Linked DNA regions of Homo sapiens: region 1 is linked to region 2. A link is a contact called in ENCODE Hi-C or POLR2A ChIA-PET data. All regions are on one chromosome and are shown on one strand. The core of a region is the stretch at or near the end of the contact, and the rest is flanking DNA. Distances in the headings are between cores, read along the strand shown. Region 1 has its middle 34 kb from the start of PRDM1. Region 2 has its middle 26 kb from the start of PREP.

Region 1 (4,379 bases), core at 503-3,002, 690 kb after region 2:
GTCATCATCTTTGCTCACCACTGGAGACCCTGGTGGTTAGAGAGGGAAAGTCCCTTTGGATGGTGCCTATGGGGGTAGAAGGTGTTGGGAGCCAGCAGGGGGTCCGGGTGGAGAGGGAAGAAGAGAGGAGAGGTCATCAAGCTTGCCTTTCTGGCCCAGGCAATATACCCACCCCGGCTAGACTTTCCAATCCTCAGAGTGGCAAAGTATATCTTTTTGGTTATTCACTATGTCCCTGGTTATGTTGGGTTGCTGAGGGAATAGCTAGGGGTCTCCAATCTTTTGGCTACCCTGGGCCACAAGGGAAGGAGGAGAATTGTCCTGGGCCACACATAAAATACACCAACACTAACGACAGCTGACGCGCTTAAAAAATAGTCGCAAAAAAATCTCATAAAGTTGGCTGGGCGTGGTGGCTCATGCCTATAATCCCAGCACTTTGGGGGGCCAAGGTGGGTGGATCATGATGTCAGGAGTTCAAGACCAGCCTGGCCAAGATGGTGAAACCCCATCTCTACTAAAAAATACAAAAATTAGCCGGGCGCAGTGGCAGGCGCCTGTAATCGCAGCTACTTGGGAGGCTGAGGCAGAACAATCGCTTGAACCCGGGTGGCAGAGTCTGCAGTGAGCCGAGATCACACCACTGCACACTAGCCTGGGCAACAGAGCAAGACTCTGTCTCAAAAAAAAAAAATCATAATGTTTTAAGAAAGTTTACGAATTTGTGTTGGGCACCTTCAAAGCCATCCTGGGCTGCATGTGGCCTGCGGGTCACAAGTTGGACAAGCTTGGAACAGATCATTAAACAAAAGAAAACAATTTACTTCAAGAGCTCCGAGTTTCTGGAAAGCCCAAAGAGTGGCCACAGTGACCTCTGTGTGGCCTGAGAATAGCTTTTACCTGCCTTCCTGGCACAGAAATTACCTGGAGGTGGATTGGAAGCAGAAGTAGGGAATAGGAACACAGCTATATATTCGGTTTGAGCTCTTTTAGAGTAGATGCTATAGAGACATTCTATTCTCTTTTTTATTGTGATAAAAGATAGAACCTACATTTACCATCGGAATCACTGTGCAGATAGTGTATGGTAGTATTAGCTATAGGCACATTGTGCAACAGATCTCTAGAGCTTTTTCATCTTGCAAAACTGAAACTGTATACCCATGGAACAACAGCTCCCTGCTCCCCTCCCCCTCAGCTCCTGGGTAGTGACATTTCTTGATCGTGCTGTTAACCATGAGTACTTTTCTTCGGTTAAGTCTACAAACTTGATTTCCATACCAAGACCTGTTTTGAGTTCACACACCAGCTGACCTGCTTCAGGAGCAGTTCAGATTCACTCTGCCATGAATATTCATCACTCACTATGGGTCATGATCACAAATGCATGTCCTCAGCACTCTGGCTGGGCTTCAGCAATTTATGGAGTTGTTATTTGCACCACCAAACCAGTCAGGAATGAAAATAACAATCAACTCCTTAAATGTTTACAAGCCTCCTGGGCTATTGCACATGTAATTTAGAGCTGCCATCTTGTCTCCTTCTTTCTGTCAGTGGAATGGAATGTCCCCTCCAGTAACTTGTTGGCTTTAGGAACATGGGGAATAGAAGGCTCCTCAACCTGAATTGTCTAGTCAAGGCTTGGCTGAAGTCCTCTTTGGTAGCAAGGTGTTTGGGTTCTCATTGCTCTGCAATGCTTCCTTATACAAGTCACTTGAAAACAAACCTTCCCCGCAGGTTGTCCTTGGAAGCAGAGCAGGAGGCAGGTAAGTACTCTCACCCAATCAGCACAATCAATTTGTCATTCCCTGAAAATAGAGTCGTCCCTCCAGTCTGTCCAGGTCGGTGGGGATAGAGAGGAAGGCCCAGCTGCCTTTGAGCAATGCCACATTCCAGTGGGGAGTGGTTCCCCCACATTCACCGCACTAGGGCGGGCGTGTTGTGCCTCGTGCCTGCAGCCACCCTTGAAGTGTTGTTGTTAAACAACAGTCATGAACTCTGGAATGTCTCTGGTCATTTATAGCGTGACTGTGTCACTCTGTAAATGACACTGTCAAGCTTCAAGGCCTAGAATGAAGTTGGTTTGCTTTTCAATAGATCATAGTCCCGCCCAAAACAAAGCTTCCAGGCTTTTACAATGTACTTCTTACTCTGAAACTCCTAAGAGAATAGAAATGCTAGGGAGATAAAATACAGGAATAGACTACAAATCACACTCCAGTCATCTTACAGGCCCTTTAAAACACATAGAACAATTTGACCATACTATTTGCAAATAAGCAGCTTTCTGGAAATTAGCTGGGCTCTTCTTAAAGCAATTTTTGTCTTCTCTCACCCTTGTCTTGACTTTTCCTTCTTTGGTTCATTTCCTTCATGAGATAAATGAAGAGCGCAAGAGATTGAGGTTCCAAAGAACATGTGATTCGTGAGTCATGTCTATTTTTTCTCTATAGTGTTCATTGAAAATTCATTGTTCCAGTAGAAGAAACAGAAAGTTAAAATGAACATTAAATACTGCTTTTGCTATTTCTGTAATACAGCAATAATTATGAAAATAATGCTTCTCATTTGATTTATGCTGTATAAGTTACTATGGTCTGTTGGTCACTGTCTCATTTTATCCTCACAAATACCCTCCGAGATAACTTTATTATTTCCATTTCGTATACAAGAAAACTGAGGCCCTGCGAGGTCAAATAAATTAGATAATGCAGGAAAAAACCTTAACCCAGTGCTCATACAAAATAATCCACAGTTAACATCTTTAAGGAACTTGCTTGACATCACACACGTAGGAACTGTGATGAGGACTGTGACCTTCATATGCTGTGGTCAATACTCACTCCACCTCAGCAGAGCAGCCTTAGGCCATAAAATACACAGATATTTAAAGAGAAATATGGTTTTAAACCTATTCTGCAACCTACAGCTTATTATGTACTAGCTATGAAGGTAGGTTTGTGGAGGATTCACGAAACGTAATTCCCATAGTCTTGTGTTCTTTTGACCCATTCCTTACAAGAAAAAAGTGCTTACAAAATCCTTCCTACTGTCCCTCTTACTTTTAAATCCCTTTCATCAAATAGGTTGAGTCAATACATGAATCCTGAGATTTTTAACATTTTTTGTTCTCAAGTTGTAGGTTTTCCATTGTATTCATGAAAGGTAAGTCCTGCATTTTTACTGATTCATTCATTCATTCTATGAACATTTATTACCTGCCTATTATACTTCAAACATGGGCCAAGCTGGGCCTGAAGGCCAGGTCCAAATATGACCAGGACCTTGACCTCAAAGAAATACTTGCTTCATGAAGGAGAGAGCAATGTACAATCTGATTAATGTTATTGGTCTCTTTTAAATAAATTGGTTCTATTAATATCTGCTAAGATGGATCACTGAATTAGAAATACTAATACCCAGCCTTTATTTTGTAGCATTTAATTTGATGAGTGTTTGGGGATCCTTCACATATATTCACCTTTGGTTTAATAAGGTTATTTAAGTAACAGCAGTGTATACTGACAATATTTGAGTTCCGATATCTAATAGAAAACTCACATTCTACTTATTATATTTGTACTAGCCCCCAAGAGCATTGCCAGAACGGAGTTTCAACAACAAAAATCATTGTTGAACATGACTATGCCCCACAATGAAAATACGAGTTATTATAAATCAGTGAGGGCTGGGCACAGTGGCTCACGCCTATAATCCCAACACTTTGGGAGGCTGAGGTGGGCAGATCACTTGAGGTCAGGAGTTCGAGACCTGCCTGGCCAACATGACAAAACCCCGTCTCTACTAAAAATACAAAAATTAGCTGGGCATGGTGGTGCACACCCGTAGTCCCAGCTACTCAAGAGACGGAGGCAGGAGAATCACCTGAACCCCAGAGACAGAGGTTGCAATGAGCTGAGATCACACCACTGCACTCCAGCCTGGGTAACAGAGCATGACTCTGTCTCAAAAAAATATCATTCAACCAATCAATGAGAGTTTAGGAGTAGATTGTCTGTTCCTTGCAATAGAACTACAGTATCATTTTCAGGTACATCTTCAGAAACATGAGTTTCTGGATGAGATCACAAACCAAAAAAACTCTAAGTTTTTTTTTTTTTTAACATTGTATAAAACACTCTCTGCTGAGATGTCTTAGGCTTTGCATTCAACCATCCTAGCATCTCATGAGGATGCACAAAACCATTTCAGGCTAGCCATTATTTTATATCAAAAGAGTGCATTCCCAGAACCATAGCAATACTGGGGAGGCGGGTAAGGGGAGCATCAGTGTCATGAAATGGAACAAGCAAGATACTCTGGGGGATACTGGTGGGACAGGTGATCAAGAGACCTGAGTTTAATCCTGGTTTGGCTGC
Region 2 (4,746 bases), core at 915-3,414:
TGGTATGTGCCTGTGGTCCCAGCTACTCAGGAGGCTGAGGTGGGAGAATCACTTGAGCCTGGGAGGTTGAGGCGCAGGTGACAGAGCAAGACCCTGTCTCAAGAACCAACTGACCAAACAAACAAAAATATAAGTCTTTCTCAAAAAAGGTAGTCACTTAACAGATATATATGGGTAACACCTATACACAGGACACTGAATTAAACATGGAATTATAAAAAGATGAACATATGTTGACTTGTGCTCAAACATGATCTCAGATTACTATATTAGGATTTCGATGGCCACTTCAGGAGCAAGTCTTTCATTTAATAAATATTTATTGAGTGCTTACCACATTCCAGGTACCATGCTAGAAGCTAGAGATTTATGGAGCCTGGATTTGGGAGGTAACTCTAATCTAGTGCAGTTGGATCTATAGGACAGGATGCTGTGGGAGCACAGATGTCATCTAACTTCGTCTTGGAGGGATAGAGAAGGGTGACCCAAGGTAGTAATGTCTAAATTGAATTTGAGAAATGAGTAAGAAGTAACGAGGTACAGATCAGAAGTAGCGGGGGTGAGCAGCTAGGTGCAGAGTTTAAGGGAGCACCCTATGGAAATGCTGAGGGCTGTGTACAAGGGATGTATGTGAAGGAGTGTGAGAGTTTGGTATGGATGGAGCCTGCATTAGTCTGTTCTCACGGTGCTAATAAAGACATACCCAAAAACTGGGTAATTTATATAGGGAAGAGGTTTAATTGACTCACAGTTCAGTATGGCTGGGGAGGCCTCAGGAAACTTACAATCATGACAGAAGGGGAAGCAAACACATTCTTCTTCTCATGGTGGCAGGAAGAAGTGCAGAGCAAAAGGGGAAAAAACCCATATAAAACCATCAGATCTTGTGAGAACTCACACACTATCACAAGAACAGCAGCATGGGGGTATGCGCCCCCATGATTTAATTATCTCCCTCTGGGTCCCTCCCACCACACATAGGGATTATGGGAACTACAATTCAAGATGAGATTTGGGAGGGGACACAGCCAAACCATATCAGAGCCTACAGAGCAATGTAGGAGTCAGGAGAGATGAAGCTGGAGAGGAAAATTGGTCAAATCATGCAAGTCTCCTATATTCATTGATGATAGGGAACTAGGAGAGATATGCACTGGCTTTATAGTAAATGGCTCCTATAGTGTGTGAGTCAGATAATGTCACAGGCATGATACAAATTATAAGCAGGGTAGGCCTTGCTGCTGCAACAAAGATCTACAAATTCAATGACTTAGAGAACAGAAAGTTTATTTCTTTCTCACTTCATAGGACTGAGTGGTTTCAAGTCAGCAGCTAGAAATGGGAAGAGGAGAAGGTGGGCTCTGCTTTTTGCAGAGACCCCGGCTGACTGCAGCTGTGCTATCTTTAACCCATTGTTTCTAGCATCACCACCCCAGGAAACTAGAAAGAGAAACGGGATTGTAAGTAAGTGGCTTTTATGGGCCAGGTCTGAAAGTAGCACGTACTGCTTCTGTCACATTCCATTAGTCAGAAACCGGTCACATGGTTACACCATATTGCAAAGTACCCTGGAAAATGGAGCCCAGTTTTGTGCTCAGGAAGAAGAGAAAATGGATTTTGGGGAATAGTGTCTGCCACAGTGCTGGAGGGAAGAGCTGGTGGGCTATGAATCAGAACCATTGCTCACTCCTTCTAAGAGCCCTTTCTCTAGTTGCCTCTGCTTATCTCGTAGTCCTGGTCTTCTTTCAATTCCATTTCCCTTATGCAAATACATACAGGGCCTCTTGGATTATTTATCTCAACCCTAGCTACTTGTCATTCCTCAACTAAGATTCATGTTTGATCAATCTCCTCTGACTCTCAGCACAACAGGCTGTTTGCTTGCCCAGCTCAGCCTGTTTTAAGGAGAGAGTCCGACCTTGCTGGTCAGTTGGGGAAGCCAGAAATGCTGGTTGGTAGGTGGCACTCAGCAAGACACTCATTCCAAAGCAACACACACGTAATGAATGCAAGGATTCAGTCACGCTCAGGAGAACACAACAACACTGGCTCCCTTGACCTATTTCCTCAAGACTAAACTTTCAAAAGAGTAACCACACCCAGGCTGACCAGGGAATTGTTAAAAACAGGGATGTCAGCATGCTCTGATCTGACTGCCAACAAAAATATTTCCTTTGTGTTGATGCTTTCTTCATACTGCACTCAGGAAGGGCAAAGAAGTTTGACCTGTCTGGGTTGGAGAGCCCGGTGAACCACTCTCCCCAGGGTTTCTCTCTGGGAGTTACAGAAAGAGGCCTGCATGTTGTTTCTTTCTAATGGGAGTTGAGGCTACCACTTTCATAACCACCGATTAGTCCTATTTGCTATTAGGAAATCTCAGGGCTCTCCATCAAAGGCCTCATTGTTTGGATGTTTTTTTTCTTTCACTTGTGTCACTCTGCTAAGGTACGCTTTCACTCAGCAGTGTCTTCTGGGTCATTTTTATAATGCTGTTAAAGAGAGGATGAAAGTGCTAGAATCAAGAGTTGGAGATACCACTCCTCACCAAGAGTTTAAAACCGACATTGAGCGGAGGTGAGGAGGGATGGGGAATTTGTTGATGAATTTGTATTTATTTGTGTATGTCCCTTGGGTTTGTTTCCTTTTTGTCCAAATCCAGACATTTAAAACTCATATGTCTACGCTCATGATTTATAGAGATCTTCACTGTCATGATAAGCAAAATAGGAAGAAAAGGAAAATAAACAAATAAAAAATAAATAAAAAGGAATTCTGAGTGTTAGGGCTTTTTATTTCTGTCTTCATGTAATATATAAGCCTCATAGAAATACAGGTAAGGACTTGATTTCCTCTAAAGCCATTTCAAGCATTATAGTATATGAGAAATTTGCATTTTAATATTGTCTAAAAACATCGTGTTGTTATTATTGACCACCTGATTCTTAGCCATATTTCAAATTAAGCTAGCCATATGAAATAGTAGTTCTTCCATTAGTAATGCCATCTCTTATTCTTAGTCTTTTTTTTTTAAGGATTTCACTAAAACATTTATTCTAAGAAGCCCTCTTTCATTCACCTCGATTTGACTGGGATTATTTCTTTAAATTTTACATTTGTATCCCAGATGTGGCAAGGCCCTAGGACCAATCAGGATAGTCCAGGTAATGTTGAGGTAATGATCCCAGAATCTCAGTGGCTTAAATCAGCAAAAGTGTGTTTCTCCTTCGTGCTCCAGGTCCAGTGTGGCTCAGCACATGTGGAGTCACTCAGGGACCAGATCCAGATCCACAGAGGCTCCATCCTAATGTGTTCCGTAAGCATCCTGTTAGAGTGAAGAGAACGTGGTGAAATACATACTGACTTGGAAAGCTTCTATCTGGAAGTGGTGTGTCACCTCTGCTCATGTTTTTTTGGCCAAAGGAAGACACATGTTCACAATTAACTGCATATCAATAAGTAGCAAAGGATAGGTTAAATTAACAAACACTCCCGTCCATATGAGTAAGTATCACAGTTTTAAAGCATTCTCTCAGACATTTCAGCAAAGGATAGGTTAAATTAACAAACACTCCCGTCCATATGAGTAAGTATCACAGTTTTAAAGCATTCTCTCAGACATTTCAGCAAAGGATAGGTTAAATTAACAAACACTCCCGTCCATATGAGTAAGTATCACAGTTTTAAAACATTCTCTCAGACATTTCAGGGAGGTTGGAAGGGTAGGTTAATAATTTACTCATTCTATATATAGGGAAACCAAGGCTTAGAGAGATTTTTTTTTTTTTAAGGTCAAAGAACTTTCCTTTAGATTAGCTAATCATGATTACCAGTTTTTTTTTTTTTTAAATCTACAAATTTTCAGCATTATATTTTGTAATGTGCAAATTGATAAGCACCAATTCTGTGGCACAGATCTGGTGTTCAGAGTAATAGAAACAAAACAGCATTTGTCCAGCTATGTCACCATCAGCAATTGAGAGAAGTCTAAGCCCATTTCAGAGTCTTCCATCTGAACTAATCCCAGGAGTCACAAGGATGCTTACTATGTACTAATAAATGTGGTCAGCCAGGTGCCATGCGTGCTCTGTCCCTGCCCTGACTCTCCAAGGTAACAGTCCCCAGTAAGCCACCCTTTGATGCTGCTGTTGAAGGAACTTATGCCCTTCCCAGAGTGATGATGGTGCCTGTGAAATCCACTGAGGCCTCAGAGGAGCTATCTTCTTTCACTTAGGAAGCCAGCACCCACAGTATCCTCAAGAAGTGTGAAGCACTCTTTTAGTTTTTATTGACTCTTGTTCCAGCTGTTTCTCATTCAGACTCAATCATGAGCCCTCAGCCACTCTGAAACACATTAACCTCTGCGCAGGCTCTTCTGTGTCCTCTTGGGTCAGACTTGTGGGCCTGAACTCTCTTCTCTCATAGAGATGAGTTATTTCCCAGAAGGCTGTTCAATTGCTCATGCAAACAGCCAACTGGTGGACCCACCTTCCCCTTCGGCCAGACATACCCGCACTTGTTTGAATGTCACATTAGACAGCCATAGAATTGTTCCTTCATAATATGGTAAAAAAATATTACTAGTTAATATAATGGATTGAAACACGTCAGTATTTCATGGTGTTGTGTAAAGAGCACTTCAGGTGCTCTGCCACCTACATAAGTTCGATAATAAGGGGCATGGGAAAATCAACACTGCACTCCAAGGCCCGAACCCCCAAACCTATGTTCTTGCCTCAGATCTGTCTC

The links. Hi-C counts contacts between places; a loop is a spot of excess contacts on that map. ChIA-PET counts read pairs that join two places held with the same protein, here RNA polymerase II (POLR2A). Pooled maps may share reads with other maps.
Region 1: a loop to region 2 is called in a map of PC-9, with 14 times the contacts of the local background. The contact joins two enhancer-like sites. A Hi-C loop is called at or near these places in 1 of 168 maps with a recorded cell type or tissue (PC-9), 1 of 37 single-sample maps with no recorded cell type and 3 of 50 pooled maps. POLR2A ChIA-PET finds 5 or more read pairs at or near these places in 2 of 52 experiments (PC-9 and T-cell).

Annotation. Positions count from the first base shown.
Region 1 is chr6:106,117,824-106,122,202 of GRCh38, forward strand. No RefSeq gene overlaps it. Among named protein-coding and RNA genes, the nearest start is that of PRDM1, 34 kb to the left of the region's middle. Within about 2 kb of position 1,753, at least 4 of the 41 ENCODE cell types and tissues checked have a DNase peak (open chromatin) inside an H3K27ac peak, as active enhancers do; they include PC-9, where a contact is called at or near this core.
Region 2 is chr6:105,426,532-105,431,277 of GRCh38, forward strand. No RefSeq gene overlaps it. Among named protein-coding and RNA genes, the nearest start is that of PREP, 26 kb to the left of the region's middle. Within about 2 kb of position 2,165, at least 6 of the 41 ENCODE cell types and tissues checked have a DNase peak (open chromatin) inside an H3K27ac peak, as active enhancers do; they include PC-9, where a contact is called at or near this core.